Regions from separate parts of the Homo sapiens genome. Here regions 2 and 3 are each linked to region 1. Evidence: read pairs that join two places in POLR2A ChIA-PET (ENCODE). Cell type or tissue: MCF 10A. All regions are shown on one strand. Links, peaks and the distances in the headings refer to the core of each region. The heading gives the core; the rest is flanking DNA.

Region 1 (7,713 bases), core at 1,413-6,412:
ATACGTGTATGCATTAATGCTGTCTGCAGAAAGGTCCTGCTCAGGGAAAAAATTCTGGATGGTGCTGTTTTTCCCATTTAGCCACACCTAGCCTCCTGCCTCCCCTTTAGCAGCCTAAAAAAATAAAACTTTATAAACCCTGGACATCTGTTAGACATGCAAATTAAGCAGATTAACTTATTTTCTGAAAGAGCTTTATAGCAGAAATCCACATGGATGTGGAGAAAAGGGGGCTCCTGCTTGGAAGACTGCTGACGTAAGTGGCCTGCAGTAGGAGGGTTGTGGTGGGCCAGAGAAGGGGACGGCCCCGTAGGGGGATCTGAAGTGGGAGACTTTGATTGCAGGAATCTTCATGTCATTGTTAACATCTGAAAGAGTTGACTTTCTTTGGCAACTTATTTATAGCCTTTTCATTACTTCTTGAGAATGGTCGCTATAAAGATGGGAAAAGTAAGATAGTAAAATGGGGGAAAAATTATTTCCTTGGCTCACATTGCAGTGATCATGGCAAAGGTAGGATTGGATCTGTTGCATGCTGCCTTTTAGTCTGTTGCAAACAGGCTAGGTGGGTATGAATTCTCAAGTTCATGAAAAGGGCTTACGGCTAAAGAAGTGGGGTCTGAGCACTCACAAATTCTGGGTTACTGTGTTAAATACTGTGTTAAATGTTGAAAAATATGTTTTCATATGGACATGCATCAGAGAGAAGTTTCTTTTGTGGGTAATGCTTGTCTTGTTACTTGAAGAGTACTGCTAATGTTGCTGTAATGTTTGATTAGTAGTAGTTTGAGAAATGAAATATAGGCCTGGTGGGGTGGTTCATGCTTTAATCCTAGCGCTTCGGGAGGCCAAGGTGGGAAGACCACTTGAGGCCAGGAATTCAAGACCAGCCTGGGCAATACAGCGAGGCCCCATCTCTACTAGAAAAAAATTCTGAAATTTAGCCATGCATAGTAATGCATGCCTGGAATCCCAGCTACTCGGGAGGCTGAGGCGGGAGGATCTTTTGAGCCCAGGAGTTTGAGGCATTGGTGAGCTATGATTATGCCACTGCAGTCAAGCCTGGGTGACAGAGTGAAAACTTGTCTCAAAAAAAGAGAGAAAGAAGAAGTGGTAAAATACAAGAAGTAATTAGGTAAGCCTTGCATATCAAGCAGAATGGTACCAATTTTCTCATTCTGCCCTACTTTGCCCATGTCTCTTCCCGTGGAACCCAGGCCCTCTGGCACATATGAGAAAAACAATCCTTGTAATCAAACCAAATGTATGAAATACAAATTTAAAACTCTCCCCAATTAAAAAAAAACAGAGTATAGTTATTGCAAAAAGATTTTGCCATCCACTGAAGGAGTCACTGTGCAATTGTTTTAAAGAGCAAGGGCTCTGGTTTATCTATAATAAGATTACATTTTCCCCTAATTTTTTATAATCACATTTGTTGTTTAAGGCATCTAAGAGAAAGAGAAAGTGGGAGGGTGGAGTCCCAGTGGCACCTTGGGCAATATCAGATGAAGTGTTTGGTTGAGACTGCAACTCTGAAAACTATGCTGAGTTCCACATCTGATCATAAGAAGTTGCCTCCCTTTTTTCCCCTGCAGCCCTGTCTCTCCTAGAACAGGCTTTGCCAAGGATGAAAAGCCTGAATGTCAAATCCTTTCTGTCTGCCCTGGCAGGGAAGCTGTTCTGTTTTCCAAGAAGCCTTTTTTTTTTTTTTTTTTTTTTTTCACTTGGGGAATTTTTACTTTCCTCTTATGGGAAGTTGCTTCATCATTTCCCAAAAATATACTGTACCTCCTGTTTAAACAGGGTGCCCTTGAAGAGCTCTGGAGCCTGAAGGGGGCTAGGGGTGTTGTGAAGTCCTTTGTTTCATGCTTTGATGTGAGCTGAAATGCAGGCTGTCTACAGGCAGAAGTCTCAGAGTTTGCCACGACTGGGGTCTGGAATGGGGTGTAGGAGGAGAGGCTCCCTGGGAAGCAAGAGCTGGGATCTTTTTAAGCATTTAGTTTATATATGTTGTGAGAGGTAACAGCCCTTCCAGACACAGACACCATCAGGTATTTGTCTAGTGCCTTAAATATGTCCAGGATGGTAAAGGTGGGCATTCTGCCCTTTTGAGGAGCTCATGAGGAGGACCATGTCACATTTAGAAATGGTGAACAAAATGGTATTTAACTACTAGATTGTGGAGACATAGATGCTTTTGTTTAGAGAGGAAGGATATTCCTGTAAAAGAGAGCACTAAGATTGGGCCTTGCATTATGGATTGGGTCTGAGTTGATGGAGGAAAAACTAGAGGATGTTGAGGGAGAGGGAAAGGAGAAATCTCTGAGAGGGGCCAGAAGGCTGAGCTGAGGCCATGATCATGGGTGAGTGAGGCCAGTGGGGGCTGCCTAGTTGGACTTGATGTTGGAGAAATGGAACAAGCCAAAGTGTGGAGACATGCATAGCCAGCAGAAGCATTTAGACTTGTAGAAAGTGGCAGCCTTTGGACGATTCTGAAAAGAAATCATCATGAGGAAAAATGTGTTTTGGGGGGAAGATTTGCATATGAGGATAAATTATAGTATGCCTCCAGGTGGGCTGCAGGAAGGAGCCCCAACTCTGTCCATGGTTTTTGGAAGGAGATCATGCTGTAAGATACTGGGAGGGGAAAATGGCCTGGTAGAAGTCTCTTTTTGTCTTGGGTGAGTGTGGTCCCATAGTGGTGCCTATGGCCCAGTGGCCTTCTGCAGTCCCCCTTGCAGGGCACAGCAGTTGGAGCCATCAGGTTGTTGCTGGCTGAGTAGGATCAGCTCTCAGGCACCACCCTAAGTAAAGCTTTGATCAGGCCCTGCTGCAGGTGGAAGTGATGTCTCCTAGCGGACCCAGTGGGGTCAAGCATAATGTGTAGCAGGTTTCAAGCCTCTGCTGGTCGTTGGAGAATGAGATTGGCCAGGAGATACTGTCCAGGTCCAAGTGACACCAGTCATTTCATGCCTAATCAGCAGTGAAAGTGCGGTTTCCTGAAACCTTTGCTGATATTGGGTGTTACTACCTTCCTTTGTGCCTTGGACCCCCTTAAAGATTTTAAATAAGAAATCTGATATGTAAAATAAAGGAGGATCAGTCAAAAAGTGTTCTTAGTAGAATATGTATCTAGCAGTCACTCTTTGTGAAAAATGGAAATTGGGAAAATATTTTGAGAGAGATTCTATCAGTGGGGACAAGCAAGCATAAACATGTTATGCTTATCCCAAGATCTATTAATTTCCAGTAGAAGTAGGGAGAGTAAATTATTGCCAAGGGAGATACTGCCCAGTTTTCTTAATGGTCAGAAAATGAATGACAGTTTCAATTTCAGCTGCTGTCCCTGGGCTGGGCCTGCTGACTTGCCCCAAGTGCCTTGGCACAGACCGTGGTGTGGCCAGTGGAAACATCGTGTCTGTAGCCCCGTGAATGAGCAGTTCCTCTTTGGGGGTCAGCTCAGCATGTTGCCAGGCCAGGGGGCAGGTCAGGCCGAGGCTCCACTGTTAGCCTTGACTTCCCCTGCCAGGAGATGTGGGGCCATTATGGCAGAAGAGGAGCTAAGGAGAAACACCTAGCTTGGAGCCTTGAGTCTTCAACTTTCACCTCAAGTTACTCTCCTTAAAGACCAGCACTTTCTTTCCCACTTTTCTTGAAAGCCTCTAGGTCCCTGATCCTGTTTCAAACTGCTGGTATATAAACTGCTCATACCACTCTGAGTTATCACTTTGTTAGGGCTGAGTAGCAGGGTGGCCCTTAAACAGGCCTGACTTTCAGTGGCTCTGCCCACGTTTGCAGAAGTCACAGTGGGAAATTTTCACATTTTTCTCTGTCCTTCTAAGATGGGACAGTTGAGAGGACTCAGGAAGGGTTGAGGGAGAAAGCAGCAAGCCCAGAGTTCAGAATCGGTTGCCTTGCAGCTTGTCCTTTTGTGGTGGGTGATTTCACTTGGTTTTTCAAGTGAAGGGCTGCAAGTACAAATGGACTAGCCCTAAAGGACATTACCCACATGCATAGAGCCATGAGGCACATTGATTGTTTCCCATAGGCCACTTTGCTCCCCGTTGAGGAAGGAACCATTGTGCTACTAATATTATTCCACTGCAAGGTCTGGCTGGAGGCATCTGCAAAGACTCTTCAGGGCCCTGATTGCACATTTGACAAGTCTTTTCCATCAACAAAGCATAGAGTTCGGGGAAACCCAGGATGAGCTGTCATTCTGAGTAACAGGCTTGTGCAGGTGCTGACTAGCTTGACTTCCCTTGATTCAGTGCAAACCTTGGGACCCTGGAGGCAGTCCTGGTCTCTTAGTAAAATGCAGGTGTGTGTGTGTTGCTGAGTACCAGAGATTTTGGAGCCTCGATACTTTCCTCATTTGTATGTGGACCTACCTAAGAATATATTTTCTCTAGGTTCACCAAAGTGATTCCGGGCCTTTAGGGCCAGGAGAGTAAAGGGTCAAGAAATCTTAAATTTGCTAAACCCGTGGTGGGGGAGTGAGAGGGTAGAAGTAGTGGGGATTCTGAAGCAACTCCAAGCAGTCTGCTTTTAAACATTTGTCATGGGAACAACCTGTACTCTGGTAAATTGTAAATTGACACCCCGATTGCCTTTGTGTAATGAATTTGGACTTTTGTGCAGCAGCTGAGAAAGAACCTCTTGAGCAGTCGTGAGGTGTGGCTGCCTGCCAGTCAGCAGCACACTCTGAGCAGCCTCGCCAGCTCCCTCTGTGCAGCCGCATGTGCTGCAGCGGTAACTTGCATTATCAGACCTTGATTTTGTAAGGATGAGTTGAAAATGGAAAAATGAAATGACTAATGGTAGTTGTAAGGGTAGGTCTTCTAAAGTTGATAGAATTGGAAGATTTTTAAATTCAATGAATGTGCCAGAAGTAAGAAATCTTTAGTGTCAGTTGAATACTCATTGACTTAAGTCAACAGCCCTGCTCAGTTGTGAAGAGAAAAAAACACACATAGCCAAAGAATAATGTCTAAAATGCCCAGGTTATGTTGTCCAAGATTGTCTCTAAAAGGCAGGCTATAATTAGATATTTTATGATCTTTTTTGGCTTTCTGAGTTGACTTTCTTATAATATGTAAACCTATTGTTTGACTATGAGGGTCCTTGCTAGGGAAGTAGGGGGACTACCTGCAACAGGTTCTGGTGTAAGAGTCGTGCAAAAACAAAGCCCTTTTTGTAAGTGTGAAAGGCCCTTCTAGAGCCGTGAGTATACATTATATTTTGACTGTATTAGTCTGTTTTCACGCTGCTGATAAAGACATACCCGAGACTGAGCAATTTACAAAAGAAAGAGATTTAATTGGACTTACATTTCCAGGTGGCCAAGAAAGCCTCCCAATCATGGTGGAAGGCAAGGAAAAGCAAGTTACATGTTACATGGATGACAGCAGGCAAAAAGAGAGCTTATGCAGAGAAATTCTCGTTTTTTAAAACCGTCAAATCTTGTGAGACCCATTCACTATCATGAGAACAGCATGGGAAAGACCTGCGCCCATGATTCCAGTCATCTCCCACCAGGTTCCTCCCACAACATGTGGGAATTATGGGAGCTACAAGATGTGATTTGGGTGGGGACACAGAGTCAAACCATATCATTGACCTAGTCTCTTCATGTATTAATTAATGCTTTTCCCCACATGTTGTACTCATTTATATGCTAATTTCTGCCATCTTTATTCTATTTAGATACATTTAGCCTATGATTTTGTTTTATTTTATTTTGAGTCAGAGTCTTGCTTTGTTGCCCAGGCCGGAGTGCAGTGGTGCGAACTTGTCTTACTGCAACCTCCGCCTCCTGGGTTCAGGCGAGTCTCCTGCCTCAGCCTCCCGAGTAGCTGGGATTACAGGCACCCGCCACCACACCTGGCTAATTTTTGTATTTTTAGTAGAGACAGGGTTTTACCATATTGGTCAGGCTGGTCTCGAACTCCTGACTTCAGGTAATCTGCCTGCCTTGGTCTCCCGAAGTGCTGGGATTACAGGTGTGAGCCACTGCACCTGGCCTAATTTTTGTATTTCTAGTAGAGACGGGGTTTCGCCGTGTTGGCCAGGCTGTTCTCGAACTCCTGACCTCAGGTGATCTGCCTGCCTCGGCCTCCCAAAGTGCTGGGATTACAGGCGTGAGCCACTGTGCCCGGCCTAGCTTATGATTTTAAGCTGTCAGATGGGCTTTTATTTAAAAGACTGGCCTGCTCAAACATTGCTAGCCTTCTATAACATAAAACCCCAGGTTTGGGGAGTTAAGAGAAAACCACCAAAAAATAAACCAGCTCTTAGACTGTGAACTTTCTCAAACTCTCTAGTTTCAATCCGTAACTGTGGGTAGGTAGAGTTGTTATGTATGTGCTTTAAACGACAAAGTTTTTAAGAAAAACTAACCAACATTCCACACTGGGGTACTATTATAATAGAGAAAAATCTCTCTAATTATAGCAGTATTGTGGGCTTCTCCCATGCCTGGCTGGCCACGACATGGAGTTGATAAGCATACAGTGTCTTTCGTACTTGCCGTTACAACTGTTAATTAAGAGAATTCAGCTGTGGCACCAGCTGGGGATGTCTGGCTTTGTGGAAGATTGCAATTAGATGCTTTTTTTTCTTTTTGTTTTTTTTCTTTTTTTTCCCTTTTCAACTTTGGTGGAATGCCTTTGAGTAGGGGCTTTTAGTCTCAGCAGTATAAATACTTTATAATGTGCCTAATTATGTAATTATACAGTTATACTCTTCTGTGTACACACACATTGTTTTATGAATTTGTATGCCCTTTTCTAATACATGAAACATCTAGCCTGCTTTTTGGTTGTTGTGGTAGAGCCAGACTCCTCTCTGCATTGGGCAGAAAGAAGAAGACTAGATGTATTTACTGATTAGCTTCTGATTATGATCTGCCCTACTTCTGTTCCTCTTCCACCTCCCTCTTGACCCTCTATCTCCCAAATAATTAGCATCTTAGTAGCTACCTAGCAAAGTCAAGGTAATTTGAATAAAATTGGATTGTATAATACTCTTATCTTTCCATTAGTTTGCAAATGTAGTCCTTCAAAGTGTGTAGTGTTATTTTTCCCAGTCCTCTGTTCTAGGCAGTTATAGAGCATGAGCCTGGACGTGAGAGCTCATGCATGCATGCAGGCACAATGGGACCCATTGATTTCTGGCATTCAGCTTGTGCATAGAGGACCTGTGACCCCAGCTGTTAGAACCAGGACCTGGGAGCAGCTGCTTTCTGGATCCAGTCCTCCAGGGATAGGCCATCTGCTGCCATGTGAGAGAACCCTGGAAAAGAAACTGACCACAAGATATCTTTGTATTCCTTTTCTGTGTGCTCCAGCCCCTTTAGTTCTTTCCTGTCCCCTCTCACCTAGGCAAACTTGAGAAGCATGATGAATCTGCACTGGAAAACTCGCAATGGATTTTCCGTTTTCTTCCCCTTTCCCCACTCCACCCTGTCAGCACATCCAGCCCATTGGAAAATAGTTTCCAGGGGATGTAGGCAGACTTATATGGGCAGCTTCTTCAGTGGGATTGGTACTATTTAGCAGGCTTTCATTTTATTATGAATAACATGGCTTTGCATTATAGGCCTAGAAGTGTCCTTAAAATCTCATCTCATGGAAGAGGAACCCAAGATTCCACATTCTTTAGCCTTGCATTCAGGGCCTACCCTCTTCTGGCACCAGCCTGATTTTCTAA
Region 2 (7,713 bases), core at 1,356-6,355, 100 kb before region 1:
GCTCCCCAGTCTTGAGGAGGGAACTCTCCTTCCAAGTTGTCCTTCCTTGAATACTCTCCTTCAGCCTTGGGGAACCGTTAGCTTCATACCTCTTTGTGTTAGGCTTCTCTGTTTAAATTGCTATGTGGTTTCTGTATCTTGATTGGACCCAGAACTATATACAGCTTAATGTGTAACCATTCCCAATTTCTGAGACTAAAGCCTTAAGAAGAAATTTAGGACACAAACCAGCAGGTAAAAGGTAATAGTTGTTAAAAGTAAAGTGTTTTATTTCATACTTTAATGAAGTAATATATGTTCATCAAAAGAGGAAATGAAAAAGTACAGGAAAAGGAAGGAAAAAAAATCACGTGTAGAAAAATCATTGCTGAAAGACCACCACTGTTACATTTTGGTGTGTAGGTGGCAGGGACTTGCAAGCTGCAGGACAGGTTCTTGTCTGTTTCTGCTCTCAATTGCTTAGGGTCCAGTAAGTGGTAGCCCTCCTGCTGGATGCATCGAGAGGAAATGAGATCTAAGTAGTGCTACTTTGCCCACTCTGTGTACCATAAAACTACCTAAAGTACCCTGAGCCATTAAGCTGCTTTGGTGAATCTTCAGAGTTAGGCTTCTTAAGCAGGTGATGCTCATGTTTAAGAACTGTCTCGTGGGACAGGAGAGGCCCAGCCTGCCCTTAACTGTGAAGCTGCGTCACTGCGGAGATGTAGAGGGAGCCTTATGATTAATCCAATGGGCTTTTCTCTCACTCTGTGAAGGGCTGCACCTCATTCCATCCACCAGCCTTTTGTATGATATTGCAGAAGCGTCCTCCTTCCTGAGTATGACCAGGAACCAGGGGTGCTGCCCCATGGGCATCTCCTCTGTGAAATGCTTGTGCTTGAAAGAACAGGCTGGTGCTCAGGAGCCAGGCTTGTTTCCAGTCTCTGCCTCTCCTGCTGGGCCATCTGCCTCTGGCATAAGCCACTTCTCTGCTCAGTCCCTTTAGGCCCCTTCCATTTCAGAGAGGCTACACTGGCATCACAGCCACTGTTCCCACTGGCCTCTCCCCCGTGCCTCTGCCTGCCAACATGCACGCACACACACACACACACACACACACACACACACACACACGCACACACACGCACTGATGTATTTCTTTCTTTTTACATTTTAACTTAATTTTAATTTAATTTTATTTTTTGAGACAGAGTCTTGCTCTATTGCCCAGGCTGGAGTGCAGTGGCACGATCATGGCTCACTATGTCCTTAACCCCCACGGCTCAAGTGATCCTCCCACCTCAGTCTCCCAATAGCTGGGACTAAAGGCATGCACCACCATGCCCACCAATTTTTTAATTTTTTGTAGAGATGAGGTCTCACTATGTTGTCCAGGCTGGTCTCAAACTCTCGGGCTCAAGCAATCCTCCCCTCTTGGCCTCCCAAAGTGTTGGGATTATAGGCATGAGCATTGTGCCTAGCCCCCCCTCCTTTTTCTTCTTAATGGACAATTCTAATTTAGAACATTATGCACCATTGCCTTCCATGATGCCTCAGACCAGTCATCCCAATATATATATTTAGACATTCAGAGATGAGTCATATTCTACTTCTGGGAATATGTGTGATCACTGGCAGAATATGTGTCTCTTGGGGATCAGGAATTTACCTTTGTATGTGTCTCTTGGGGATCAGGAATTTACCATCAGGCTCCTTTTAAATTTAATTTTTACTTTTATTTTGAGATGAGTTCTTGCTATGTTGCCCAGGCTGGCCTCAAACTCCTGGAATCAAGCAATCCTCCCACCTTAGCCTCCCAAGCAGCTGGGATAACAGGAATGAACCACCATGCCCAGCCATCAGGCTCCTTTTTACCCATCCAAATGTGTCAATCAACCACACAACAACAACAAGAAATGCATCAAAAAGTTATTGTTAAGATGCACCAAGCTCAGCTAGGATATCTGCAAATACTGAGAAGGGGAAGACAAGGCCCCTTACCCTGAGTGCCAGTTGGAGCAATAAGACCCAAACACTCAAGAAGTTAAATAATAAGAGTTAAATCCATTATTTTATCTGATAATCAACATAAGAGAGTGGTCACAGGCAGAATGTGATGAATGCATTACTAAGGAGCTAGACAGCGCTAGGTGGGTCCCTCAGCCTTGCTGAGTCTGATTTCCTTTCTTGATTGTATTAGTTTGCTAGGGCTGCTGTAACAAAATGCCCCAGACTAGGTGACTGAAGCAACGAAAATGTATTTTCTCACAGTTCTGGAGGCGAGAAGTCCAAGATGATGATGTCAGCAGCTTGGTTTCTTCTGGGGCCTCTCTCCGTGGCTTGCAGATGGCCACCTTCTCACTATGTCTTCACATTTGTCCCTCTGTTTCCTGTGTCCTAATTTCTTCTTATAAGGATAGTAGTCACATTGGATTAGGGCCCACCCTGATGACTGTACTTTAACTTAGTTACTTTTTATTTTTTAGAGATGGTATTGCTATGTTGATCAGGCTGGTCTCCAACTCCTAGCTGCAAGCCATCCTCCCTTGGCCTCCCAAAGTGCTGGGATTAGAGGCATAAGCCACCACATCCAGCCTTAATTACTTCTTTAAAGGGATGACATGGTTTGGATCTGTGTCCCTGCCCAAATATCATGTCAATTGTAATCCCCAGTGTTGGAGGTGAGGCCTAGTGGGAGGTGATTGGATCATGGGGATGGTCTTTCATGAATGTTTAGCATCATCCTCTTGGTGCTGTTTCTCGTGATAGTGAGTAAATGAGTGATCATGAGAGCTGGTTGTTTAAAAGTGTGTAGTACCTCCCTGCTCCCTCTCTTCTGCCTGCTCCAGCCATGTAAGACGTGCCTACTTCCCCTTTGCCTTCCACCATGATTGTAAGTTTCCTGAGGCCTCCCCAGAAGCCAAGGAGATGCCAGCATCATGCTTCCTGTACAGCCTGTGGAACCATAAATACAAAAAATTAGCTGGGCATAGTGGCAGGTGCCTGTAATCCCAGCTACTCAGGAGGCTGAGGCAGGAAAATTGCTTGAACCCGGGAGGCGGAGGTTGCGGTGAGCCAAGATCGTGCCACTGTACTCCAGCCCGAGTGACAGAGTGAGACTTCGTCTCAAAAAATAAATAAATAAATAAAAATAAATAAATAATCACACATGTGCTGGGAAGCAGAGGGACTGCTGGGAGACCCTCTAATCAGGCAAGAGATGGGCATGGCCTGAACTAAGGCAGCAGCAGTGAGGATAGAGAGCATAGGAAAAAAATGTGAATTTATGAGAGAGAATCAACAAAATTGGTGAGTGATTAGGTGTGGTATCAAAACTCCTGGGTGAGACAGGCACAGTGGCTCATGCCTGTAATCCCAGCACTTTGGGAGGCTGAGGTGGGCGGATCACTTGAGGTCAGGAGTTTGAGAGCAGCCTGGCCAACATGGTGAAACCCTCTCTACTAAAAATATAAAAAATTAGCCGGGTGTGGTGGCGGGTGCCTGTAACCCCACCTACTTGGGAGGCTGAGGCAGGAGAATTGCTTGAACCCTGGAGGTGGAGGTTGTAGTGAGCCAAGATGGTGCCACTGCACTCCAGCCTAGATGACAGAGTGAGACTCTGTCTCAAACATAAGACAAAGACAAAAACAAAAACAAACCTGCCTGGATGTCTGGCTTGGTCAACTGGATAGGTGTGGGGAGGACAGGTTGTGCTGTTCGCTGAGGTGTGAAGTGGAGGAGGAAGAGAAGCAAAGATGATGAGATCCACTTTCAACCTGTTGAATGGCCATATCTATCAGGTGTCTAACCTAATGGTTAATATCATGAGTTTCAGAGTCCACAGACCTGAAGTCAAATCCCAGCTTGTCAGGTCCTGGCTGTGTGATCCTGGGAGTTACTCAAACTTTCTGAACTGACATTTGTTCCCCATAAAATGGGTATAGTAATATCTCCCTTATAAGGTTGTTGCTGAGAATTAAAGGAGATTAAATATGTTCAGCACACAGCACAGTGTACCCATGCATCTGGAACGTAGTATTACGCAGTAAGTGGAAAGTCATTATTATTATCACTACATTTAGATGAAATGATGAGCAAATCCAAGCTTTCTTTTGGTTGCTTTCCTGTGTGTTTATAGATCATGTCTCTAACTTGGATTTCAGTTCCTCTGCTCCATTTGGAAACAGTGCCTTCTACTTTTTTTTTTTTTTGTCATTTGTTCCTGGAGATCGGAGTTTTTCCCTGATGCTCAGCTCTTTGATAGGGTTGACTAGAAGGCAGGATTATTTTGTTTACTGGAGGCAAATTTTGAGAAGGGAACTCAATGCTCACTCCACACTCTTACCACCAGGTGGCGTCCCTCCTCTGGTCATCTGCATGTAGAGACAAGGTATGAGAGAATCAACAAAATTGGTGTGTGATTAGGTGTGGTATCAAAACTCCTGGGTGAGACGGGCGTGGTGGCTCATGCTTGTAATCCCAGCACTTTGGGAGGCCAAGGTGAGCAGATCACCTGAGGTCAGGAGTTCGAGACCAGCCTGGCCAACATGGCGAAACCCCGTCTCTACTAACGATACAAAAAATTAGCCAAACGTGGTGGTGTGCGTCTGTAATCCCAGCTATTAGGGAGGCTGAGGCAGGAGAATTGCTTGAACCTGGGAGGCGGAAGTTGCAGTGAGCCGAGATTGCACCACTGCACTGCAGCCTGGGTGACAGAGCAAGACTCTGTCTCAAAAAAACAAAACAAAACAAAAAACATCGATAAAAAATAACTTCAAACATAAAAAAGGAATAAATAATAACCCCCTATAACCGCAAACTTACTGAATTGTAATGTTTTATTTTCTTATCCAGTTCACCTACTAGACAGTGACTTCTGTGAGGAGAGGACCTGTATTTTATGACATTTCCTCCCCAGCCCCTGTGTCTGACATAGATATTCAGTGAGAGTTTGAGGAATAAATGGAAGTACACTCGGTCCCACTTCTCTGTTCATACTCTTCTGCTTTCCTCCTTTTTTGGGAGATTCTCCCCATCTATGCCTTCAGTTTTTGAGAGGCAAGCAAGGAGTCAGCCGTGGGCACTCCCCCGACACTGAGAACTAGGGATGTCTTACCATGACACCCTCTGCCACCAAAGCTTGGTACACTAGAAACAGCATGGGCTTGGAACCACATACATGTATCCAAATTTCAGCTCTTTCTTTTTTATTCTTATTTATTTATTTGAGACAGAGTCTCACTCACTCTGTTGCCCAGGCTGGAGTGCAGTGGTGCCATCTCGGCTCACTGCAACCTCTGCCTCCTAGGTTCAAGCAATTCTTCTGCTTCAGCCTCCAGAGTAGCTAGGACTATAGGTGTGCACCACCATGACAGGCTAAGTTTTGTATTTTTAGTAGAGACTGGGTTTCACCGTGTTGGTCAGGCTGGTCTCGAACTCCTGATCTCAAGCGATTACCCTGCCTCAGCCTCCTAAAGTGCTGGGATGACAGGCATGAGCCACCGTGCCTGGCCTTTCTTTTTTTAAAAAATGAACATGACAAGTTGTTTATTGTCTCTGAGCCTCAGTTGCATTATCTGTAAAAATAAGAATTATAATTGATTTGCAGAATGGTTGTGGGAGTCAAATAAGATACCCAACTGCTTGGCATAGTAGGTGAGCATTAAATGTTTATTTCCTTTCCTGTGGGTTTTATGTTGATTCTCGGAAAATGACTTCCTCCTTGGGGAGGAACGGCTGTTATTCATTATGCAGCTGGAACAATGACAATATGGATCTTTGGGAAACACCAGCTTCCCCTGCCCCAGCATAGGAAATGGAATGTCAGCCTCCCCCCGCTTACCCAAGTCCTCTGTGTCCAACTAGGCCAGCGAAAAATGAGAAGGGGCTGCAGTGCCTCTGCACTGTGTCCTCCCAGTTATATTTGTCCATTCTTCCATTCATGTATTCATTCATACAACACTCCATATGGCTGAGTGCCTACTGTGTGCAGGCCCAGGGCTGGGTGCTCGGACTCAGTGGTGAACAGATAGACTTGGCCACTGCCATCACAGAGAGTTCGTGGATGGAGGCGAGATACCCGCACACCTTGCGACAGCCTTAACTGTAACTGTGGTAAGAGCTATGGATAAAAAGTGTGGGCTCTGGGAGGGAATGACAGGGGGATCTCACTTGTTCTGAGGCCTGCAGGGCTTCCCTGAGGAATTGGTGCTGAAACTGAGATATGAAGGACAAATGGGAGTCAGCCAGGCAAAGTGGGTGGGGAGAAGAGAACCCCTTCCATCCTTGTACTCCCTACTTGCCCCCTTTCCCCATCAACTTGTGGGGTGGCCCATGTGGGTGCACACCCCAGCACTCCCTGCCACAAAGTTCTACCTGGGCCTCACCCCCAAAACCTCCTGGCTCAGCCCCTCCAGCCCCCTTCTCAAATGGCTGCAGGAACTAGAGTCTCCTTCTCAAAGAAGTTGTCCTAAGATGACAGCAGAGAAACGTGTCCCCTTCAAGGAGAACTTGCCTTCTACTCAAGGACACATACAGATGAAGTATCTTTAAAGAACAGAATCTAAAAACGGAGATCTCAGGCACTTTCTGGCCAGAGTTTTGGGGAATCTTGTCAGTGTTTTGCTGACTCTACCCTGAGCACAATCTCCTGCCACATGGGTCCATCTTTCTTCTCTCCCTACGTCACTGCGATTCTTAGCCTCTCCCCACCAGAGCAAACAGGCAACACCCTGAGTCTGTCCTTCCTGCTTTGGCACAGCCAGAGGCCAGGGTCTGGAGCAGCCCAGGGCACCAGGTGAAGGTACACAAGTGTTCCATCGCTGGGCCAGAGGACCCAGCCCAAACAAGGGCAAAAGATGAACTTGACGTCAGTCCTGGGCGAGGCTGGCCAACGGTCTGTCTGTGAGCCTCAAAAGGAAAAGAAGGAATCATGACGAATGGAGTCAGGCTGCTTTCATTTTCTTTTCTTGAGTAGGCTGCAGAGCCAGGCAGTGCTGGCAACAAGAGGCAAGCCCCTGTAGACCCTCTGCAGATGGGATGAGGACACATATGCCCGATTAGAGCATAGCCAGATGGTGGCATCTTTAGTGGCAGTGCTGTCCTGAGTGCTGTGCCATTGAAGGGATATTGATAACTTGGATGTAGATAGAGTGATCAAAGATGACACTAATCTGGGCAGAGAGATAATGAAAATCATCATAGTTAGCATTTAGATGCCTGGCCTGTTTCACTTTGCCACACACTTTTGCATTGTATTTAATTCTCATGATGACTCTAAGAAGTAGGAATGATGTCCCTAGGTGACAGATGAGGAAACAGAGACTTGGCAGGGGTAAGCTACATGCCCAAGGTCACATAGCTAATATGCGGTGAGTTGGGCTTGGAAAACCGTCTGAGGGTCTCACCAGCACTGACAAACTCCACTCCGCTATCCATCATCCATCCATCCATCCAACAAAGATTTAGTGAACTCCTTCCAAGTGTTGGGCGACATGTGAGGTAAGGCAGACAAAGTCCTGCTCTCATGGAGCTTACATCCTAGGAAGGAGACCGAAAATAAAGAAGTAAACCAATTTTAAAACATTTCACAGAAGTGCTATGAAAAATAAAGTCATGGCCAGGTGCAGTGGCTCACACCTGTAATCCCAGCACGCTGGGAGGCTGAGGTGAGAGGATTCCTTGAGCCCAGGAGTTCAAGACCAGCCTGGACAATGTAGTGAGACCCTGATTATA
Region 3 (7,713 bases), core at 1,356-6,355, 310 kb after region 1:
GGAGGAGAAAAGATCATCATCATCATCATCAAAATTAGAATAGCACTGTCATAATAGCTACTTTGTTATCAGGTCCTGTGGAACTTTACATTTGTGTCATCTCACTTGAGCTTCCCCATAACCCTATGAGATAGCTATTGTTCTTGTCTCCATCTTGCAGATGAAGAGTCAGAGGCTGAGACAGAGGAAGTAACTTGTCCTGAGTCATAGCTAGGGAGTGGTTGGGCTGGAGAAAACTAGTTATCCTTGGGAATAGAATGCCTGTCTTCTTGGGCTGTATTCTCTGCATGTAGTAAAGTGGTGAGGTCAAAGTCAGTTGATAATCTTTGCTTCCGCTGAAGTTCTTCTGCTTTCATTCCTACTCTCCAATTAGATGAGAATAGGGTCATGTTGAGAAATGGATTCTGGGCAGGTCCATCCACTTTCCTTTTGTTGGGGTGGCCTGGCCACGTTTATTTTTCTCTGGCTGACCCCAGTTATATCTGTAAGGTTCGTGTATATGACAGGATAGTTGGGAGAGACCTAACAGTTCTCTGGGAGAAACTGAGACCAGGGCTAACTGTTAGAGATTGATAACTTAGGAATCTCCTACTCAACTGAGACTTTTTCCATCTTGATCAACTGGTAATATTGACTGAATGCCTATCAATCTCTTTGATATAATTATGTATAAAATATATGGTGCCACAAAGGCCTGTAACAGGGGTTGTCAAATGGTCTCTTGCCTTCTTTTGAAAATAAAGTTGGGTTGGATCACAGCCACAGCCATATATTTGTGTAGTGTCTGTGACCATTTTCATCTAAATAGTAGAGTGGAATAGTTGTGACAGACCCTGTATGGCCTGCAAAGCCTAAAATATTTATTATCTGACCCTTTACAGAAAAGCTTTCTGGCTTCTGGCATATATGATTGAAATAGAAGCATTTGGATGGGAGTGTGTGTATGGGGATGTCTTACTTAAGTTTTCTGGCCCCTCTCATAGTCCAGGCAGGAGGATGCTCCCTGACATGCCCAGGTAAGCCTGCATCAGCACAGGAGCTCTGAGGCAGCTCACAAGGCTCTTCACCATCTCACACATACCTTTTCCAAGCTTTAATGTCCGGTTCTGGTGCATGCTCCCACAAACGGGTTGCCAAAAAAGCATCTTGATGTTTGGCTTTCTTAGGTAGTGGATAGGGAGTCTTTTGCATGTAGCGGAGATAAACCATGTAATGGCAAAAGCATGGGCTTTGGTGTCAGACAAACCTATAACCTGGTTTCCAATGCTAGCTTCCTACTGAGAGGTTTGGTGAGCTTGGGAAAGTTAATTAACTTCCCTGAGTCTTGATTTCCTTATATGTAAAACAAAGTTTTAGTGCCTTGCAGGATTTCTTTGTGAGGACTCAAGAGCATCTGTGTAATGCCTGGCACATAGTAGGTATACCATAAATGATTTTTTAAACCCAACAAAACACTGGTGACTCTTGGTGGAATATCTTTATGTCTTTTGCTAGCCACTTGTCACATGTTATCATATTTGGTTTAATGAGAAGTCAGATATACCTTAATGATAACTTATGTCTGGATATTTGGCTCTGGTAGGGACTGGAGCCTTTTGGCCAAACACCTGAGACAGTTTTTCATTAGAGTTTGATGGATGATCCTGGGTTCAGGTGTGCTTCAGCCTGCATCCCCGGGGAGGTTGCCATGGGACTCCGTGAAGCCCATCGGGGTGAGAGCTCTTCTTCTCAGCTGTCTCTCAGAGGCAAAAAGGCTATCCCAGTTTCTTTTACACCCCACACATCCTTTTTTCACACTCAGACCCTGTGACGCCAGGTTTGTTTTCTGGCCTGGGGATTGTTGATGTTGGAAAGGTTCCACTGGGCAGCTGAAGTTTTGCAATAACATGACACATATGCCTACAGACTCTCCTAGTCTCCCTCTCTGCTCCTGGAAGTTTTGGCCCTTGTTTTTAAGGCTTTGTCATGTGTTCACTATAGTCAGTGTCGCCTTTTGAGTAATTGGCAGGTTCAGCATTGACAGATTTGCTTCTTTGCTCTTCTCTTCAGTTCTCGCCTCCATTGAACCTCTCCTCCATTGCATCTCCAGTGCACCAGGAATTCCTTTTGCATTCAGGAAGACAATGTACCTGGCCAGCTAATACGCTAGAACTTGAGAACAGCATCTTCCCATAGATGAGTGTTGGATGGAGCCTCTGTTCTGCTTTTATAAGGAAATATGAACTCTTGCTAAGTTTTTTTTTTTTTTAAATCAGGGGTTGGCTACCAAGGCATTTCTTAATATACCTAGTGTTTAAAATATTTTTTAACCATCTATATGTTACAGAAGATAAAGATATGAAATAAGTGACAAGAATTAGGTTTCATCTAATTCTTCACCTCATCTTCTCATGTTTCTAATTTGACTATGTGCAGGCACTTTCCTATGGCTCTGATTTACATCTTTGTTTCTATATGACGAACTTCCACCCTTTCTCTTCTGGGCAAGTATAATCTCTCAGGAAATATCTTCATGCACTTCTCTGTGCAGCAAAGTAATGCTCCCAAGGCCCACCACTCATTTCCTTCTGCCCTGGGGGCTTGACTCTGTGGCCTCAAGTGGAGTAGAGAGGTGTGACTTCCCTCTTTGTTTTGTCATCTCTTTCTTTCCTTTGTCCCTGTTTTTTTCCAGTTAACTTCTTCCATGATCTGATCAAGGGCCTCAAGGAGGCCCTAGACCCTGGCCCTGTGAGTTAAATCTGAAAGGGCCATGCCTTTCCTCCCTTGCCTCTTAGACCCACAGCGCTCCCTTCTCTACATCATTGAATGGAGCAGCTCATGGTGACTCTGCTCCCTGGAGATACAGCCATCAGCACAGACATAAGGTGGAAATGCATTTCTTTTAAGTTTTACCATGAAAGTGACACCCTGGCCTCCTCGTGCATGACTGTGACTGTGTTTTCTCATGTCACCTTACCTGTCACAGGTAAGCTGTTCACAGTATCAGAGTGCTGCTCTTCTAGGCCTGCTTCAGGCCATTTGGCCACGTCTTGGATTGCTTCTTCCTCACCCAGGAAGTTCCTGCTGGGATAGCTGCTATGACTGGGACTTGGGGTCACTGAGGCAACTGCACCTCCTGGCTGGATTCCCCACCCCCCAAGCCAGCACTCTTGGCCCGCCTAGAAACCACCGGCTGATGTAATGACTTGAGGCCTGGAAAAATAAACAGCTCGCAGGGAAACCAGCGGTAGCCGTCGTAAGCAAATACCCCATGGCCACCTGGAATCTCGCACATGACGTGATTGGGAGGAAGAATGAGTAATCCACTAACGTTAGCAGCCGAGGATGGGTCTGGGCTTGTGTGCATTTAAAATATCTATATAAAAATACACCCTGGATATTTATTTCCATAACTGGCCTTCTGGATGTCTGCCCATCTCTCTGATGCAGGTGCCTTGGTCAATCATGGCCAGTAGAATTGAGCTGGGGATGGGGGATGGGTGGTCATCCCTATGGCTTTCTCCATGGCAACAAAGGCCTTTTTCTTTCTTAAAATTTCCCTTTGCGGAGAGAAGCAATAAACACACTTGGAGGCCCCATGAAGCCTAGCCGCACAGTCCATTTTTACCTTGTTTTAAAATTAGCTTTCCTGGTCGCCTTGCTCCTTTGCCCCATGTTGTCTGCTTGGAACACAAAGGTGTGGGAGGGTGGAGGGATGTGCTGCAGGACACAGCACTGGGATGACGTGCTGCACCAGCAAGGGTTCTGTTTCTGTTTCTGGAGGTGAGTGTGTCTGCTTTTTAATGTTAGATAGCAAAACTACGTGCCCTGGTATTTTCCTTTTGGCCTCTGCTGCTAAGACACTGAAATTGAAGATCTTGCCCAGGTATTGTCATTGGCTCATTCCAATTTTCTGGAAGTCAACTACAGTCTCTGCTTAGATCTGAGCATCCTTGTTCTGTGTTTATTTGTAAAGTGGCTTTGGAAGTAGACGGGGTCTACATCTCATAAACACACTCACACAGGCAACACTCATGTTTTGGGGAGTAAAGAGTGAAGTTGTGATACTTTATTTTGATAAATTTAAATAGCTTTTCCATCTTCCACCTTTGTCTGTGCCTTCTCCTCCCTTTCTGTCTAAATTTTTATTTGCTAGAACTTGCTCTTAAAAGTACGGAGACTGTCAGTTTAAGGCCAATGAAAGTACAGAGACTGTCAGGTTAAAGCCAATGAAGTTACTGAGAAAAACTAGAAAAAAGGCAGCTTGCTATTTCTCAGTACTTGTCATTGCAAAGATACTGTGAAGTATTTCATATTCTTTTTGGTGGAAGGGTCATATCTGCTCACTTAATGCCATGAGTCAATAGAGATGGGAACTTTTCTAAAATTTGAGCGGGTGCGAGTCAGTGATGCCTTGGGGGAAAAGTTAAAAAGAAAAATGCCTCCATGCTATATTGGGACAATCCATCCTGGAAGAAATATCCTCTGTAGAATTTCGATCTTGTTCTTCCCTGCCCTGTAGGAACTCAGTCTCTGCGTGGGAAGGAAGCGGTCACCACTTCAGACCATGGTGAGCCATGCATGACCATTTTGGGTTACACAGAGAGAAACTATTTAGACAGGCTGGTTGGTTTGTAATTTTCCCTTACACCTCCTCACCCATGACACTTCATCCCAGCAGCATGCCCTACTTACAGTGCCAACTGTAAACATCCCTGTGAGGAGGTGGCCTCGGCCAACGTCAGGGATATGGGGTGGACGGTGTTACTTTTGTGCTGAAGATGGGATCTCCGAGACATAGCAGGTTAGGTGTGGCTCACAGGCCACATAGCAGGGCTGTGGAAAGAGGTATGAGGTACGAGGGAGAACCTGAGAGCACCGAGCAGCCTTCCCCTTAACCCAGCCCCTTCCTGGTGCTCTGTTCCACTGGGACTTGGGAAGCTAAGTTTGGATCTGGCCCCTGAGTCACTGGGAAGTGCACCTGATTTTGTTTAATTGTAAGACTGTGGGCCGTTAGAGTGAGAAGGGCCTGAGAGTCATCTAGCATTGCCGCTTAGTTTTAAATGAGAAAACAGGAGCCCAGACTTGCTAAGGGCCTTGTCCAAGGTCATAGATCCATCAAGAACTATCATGTGCTAAGGCCTCTGTTTGCCACTGAGGGGTCAAAGGATGAAATACAAGGAACATTTAAGGCAGGAGCTGACCACTGGGCAGTGGTGCACCAAAGGGATGGGGGGTGATGGTGTGGTCCATACCAGTGGGGAGGAGTATTTTATCACTGACATTGTTTTGAATTGCTGGCATAGTGATTATAAAAAGCAGATAGACTCTTAGCTATATGTGCATATTTTTTTTAGTTTACCTACAGACCTAATACCCCTTTATTGCCTGCCTCTGGAGCATACTGCTCCATTCCCCTGCCCTTGGTCAGCTACTGGAGTCCTGTTGAGGAGACGGGTCATTCACAGGGATAGGGCAGGAAGACCATGTTTGCTCCACAATGCTACCTTAGACAAGCTAATAGGAATAGTAGCTACCATTTAGCAACTTACTGTGCCACCAGGTTTAATGTTTTTCACACACGATTGCATTTAATCTTCACAATGACCCTGTGAGGCATGTGCAAGAGTTACCTTACTTTTACACGTAAGGAACCTGAACTGGCCAAGGTCACAGAGAAAACAAGGGGTAGAGCCTGAATCATTGACCACAAAGCCCATGCTCTTGACTGCCTATATTGCCTCTATTCCAACTGTTGCTGACTTCAGAACCTCCTAACATGCCAGACCCTTCGATAGGAGTATGCAGGAGGAGTGATAGGCACTTACTACTGCTTTTAGCCTTGCCAAGGAAGCCCTAGTATTCCCTCATCCCCTACCTCTAGTTCCCTCTGACCGCCCTGAGTTCTCTCTGGCAGTTGAGCTTTTAGACCATCCTCACATCTCCATCTGGGCTGGAGCTGGAGACAGTTCTTCTCTTGGCCAGTGAGTTAATTAGAAAGGTGCTCCCTCCAGGGGGTCCTCCCGGGTCCCTTTGTAGGTTACAATTGAGGGATGATGTTAGATTTTTGCTTTCTTTTGCTGCCTATTCTGTGGGGGAAAGGGCTTTTTAGCTTAAAGGGGATGGAAAAACCCATGCCAACAGAAGTGTGACTTTAATTCGTGCAAATTCTGTTTCTATTCTCCCCATACCCTCCCTCTACCTGATACAAACCTGAGCACAATTTCGGTGGCTGACTTTGTTCTGTTTGCCAGCGATGTTTGCTTTTTCCTTGCCCTGGTAGAGCCTTTCCTTTTCTGGGCCAGTTGTCTACCCTCTATTTGGAAAGGAGCCCTGAGCAATGGTTCTGTGGGCTCTCCCCCTCATCAGGGGCTCCCAGAGCCCCTGCATAACTCTGAGTCACATAGATGTTGAGAAATTGGGAATTGGGAATTGGCGATGGCCAAGTGGCACTGAGTGGTGTGCGTGATGGAAAGCCATGGTAGCAGGGCAGAGTCGGCCCAGCAAATGGTGCTTGGAAAAATGATCCTCTGGGGGCCACTTAGCCCCTCCTGTGAAAAAGTGCAAAGTCCACAAGTAAGAAAAATAACCTGTTCACATAGTTGGCTTGAAACCATAGGTGCTAAAACCCCCTGTGGCTAAATAAACAGCAAGGGCCTGCTCAGTGATGTCCCATAAATCATGGAGTGCAGCAACCCTTCCCTGGGGCACCACATCTAGTCCCTGTGCTAATCCTTCTGAAACAGCAAAGTCAGTTCCTTACAACCTGGTCCTATCTTTCTCTCTTTTACTCCTGCAGTGCCTTCCTCTGCCAAATTCTCAGCCACCCTACAGTTCTGGAACACTCCCGACACCACACTCTCACATGCTCGCACGCTGACCTAGAGAATCCTGAGGCTGGAGCCATGTGGTTTCTTATGCCTCTGGAATTTCATGTTGTAATTTAGAAAGGTTGTTTTCAACACACAGTTTGATATTTTGGGTTATCTTTCAGCATTTCATTCATTTTTGATAAGAGACTAGGTGGGTGTGAAGTATTTGATGGGGTTTCAGGGTCACTGTAGGTGATACAATGCTAATTTTTTCTTTAATATTCTTGGCTCAGTGGGACAACTCCTTTTGCAATGAAACCCAAGTAAGTGCCTCTCATTTTTCAGTCTGGGTAACATTTTAATTGATTTTTCCCCCAAGAAAATCCAGTGCTTGATGGTCTGAGGGTTGAGTGTAGCATTTCCCAGGATGTGTCAAAGGGATAGATATTCTTTTTGCAGCCTCTGTGGTCTCATCCCTACGGTTTATTCAACAGTGGGCAGCCCCATCTCTGAAGTGTCAGACTAGAATTCTGTGAGAGGGGTGACATAATGGGGACTCAAGCAATAGAAGGGTTCTTGGACCAAGTACCCTTTATGAATCTTTTACACCAGAGATTCCATGGCTCTCCTATGGCCACCAGAGACGGGTGTGGTGAAGGCTCAGGAAGGATGTGCAGAGCCCTAGTTTCCAGGAACTTGCATCCAGTGAAGTCAGGGTACCGAGGACAAGGGGCCCACGAGGGCAGATCCTCCACTGCTTCTAGCCTTGTTCCAGGCAGGGCCTCAGGGAAAGCTTCAGGGATGGAGGATGGCCTAGAATGAGGGTAGGCAAAGATCTCATGGTTTATTCTTTCTGCTTGCTACATCTTAGAGGATTTTTCTGGCCTCTCCAGCACCTGACATGATGCCAGCACCCAGTACA

The links. Peaks named below come from ENCODE experiments on the same cell type or tissue, not always from the same donor. Only the 100,000 strongest peaks of a DNase experiment are listed, where the experiment ranks them.
Region 2: POLR2A ChIA-PET joins it to region 1 with 7 read pairs; 4 of 35 experiments call an interaction of 5 or more read pairs at or near these places.
Region 3: POLR2A ChIA-PET joins it to region 1 with 5 read pairs; 1 of 35 experiments calls an interaction of 5 or more read pairs at or near these places.

Annotation. Positions count from the first base shown.
Region 1 is chr14:69,681,248-69,688,960 of GRCh38, forward strand. All of the region lies in intron 2 of SUSD6 (sushi domain containing 6), which reads left to right. Among named protein-coding and RNA genes, the nearest start is that of SUSD6, 74 kb to the left of the region's middle. RefSeq lists a silencer at 7,065-7,359. In MCF 10A, for the core only: no CTCF peak of the experiment used is centred there; DNase peaks (open chromatin) are centred at 4,214 and 4,664.
Region 2 is chr14:69,580,843-69,588,555 of GRCh38, forward strand. No RefSeq gene overlaps it. Among named protein-coding and RNA genes, the nearest start is that of CCDC177, 9.8 kb to the left of the region's middle. In MCF 10A, for the core only: a CTCF peak has its summit at 4,323 (motif pointing right); a DNase peak (open chromatin) is centred at 4,339.
Region 3 is chr14:69,996,195-70,003,907 of GRCh38, forward strand. The region is part of intron 7 of SMOC1 (SPARC related modular calcium binding 1); the gene reads left to right. Among named protein-coding and RNA genes, the nearest start is that of SNORD169, 22 kb to the left of the region's middle. In MCF 10A, for the core only: no CTCF peak of the experiment used is centred there; DNase peaks (open chromatin) are centred at 1,867 and 3,247.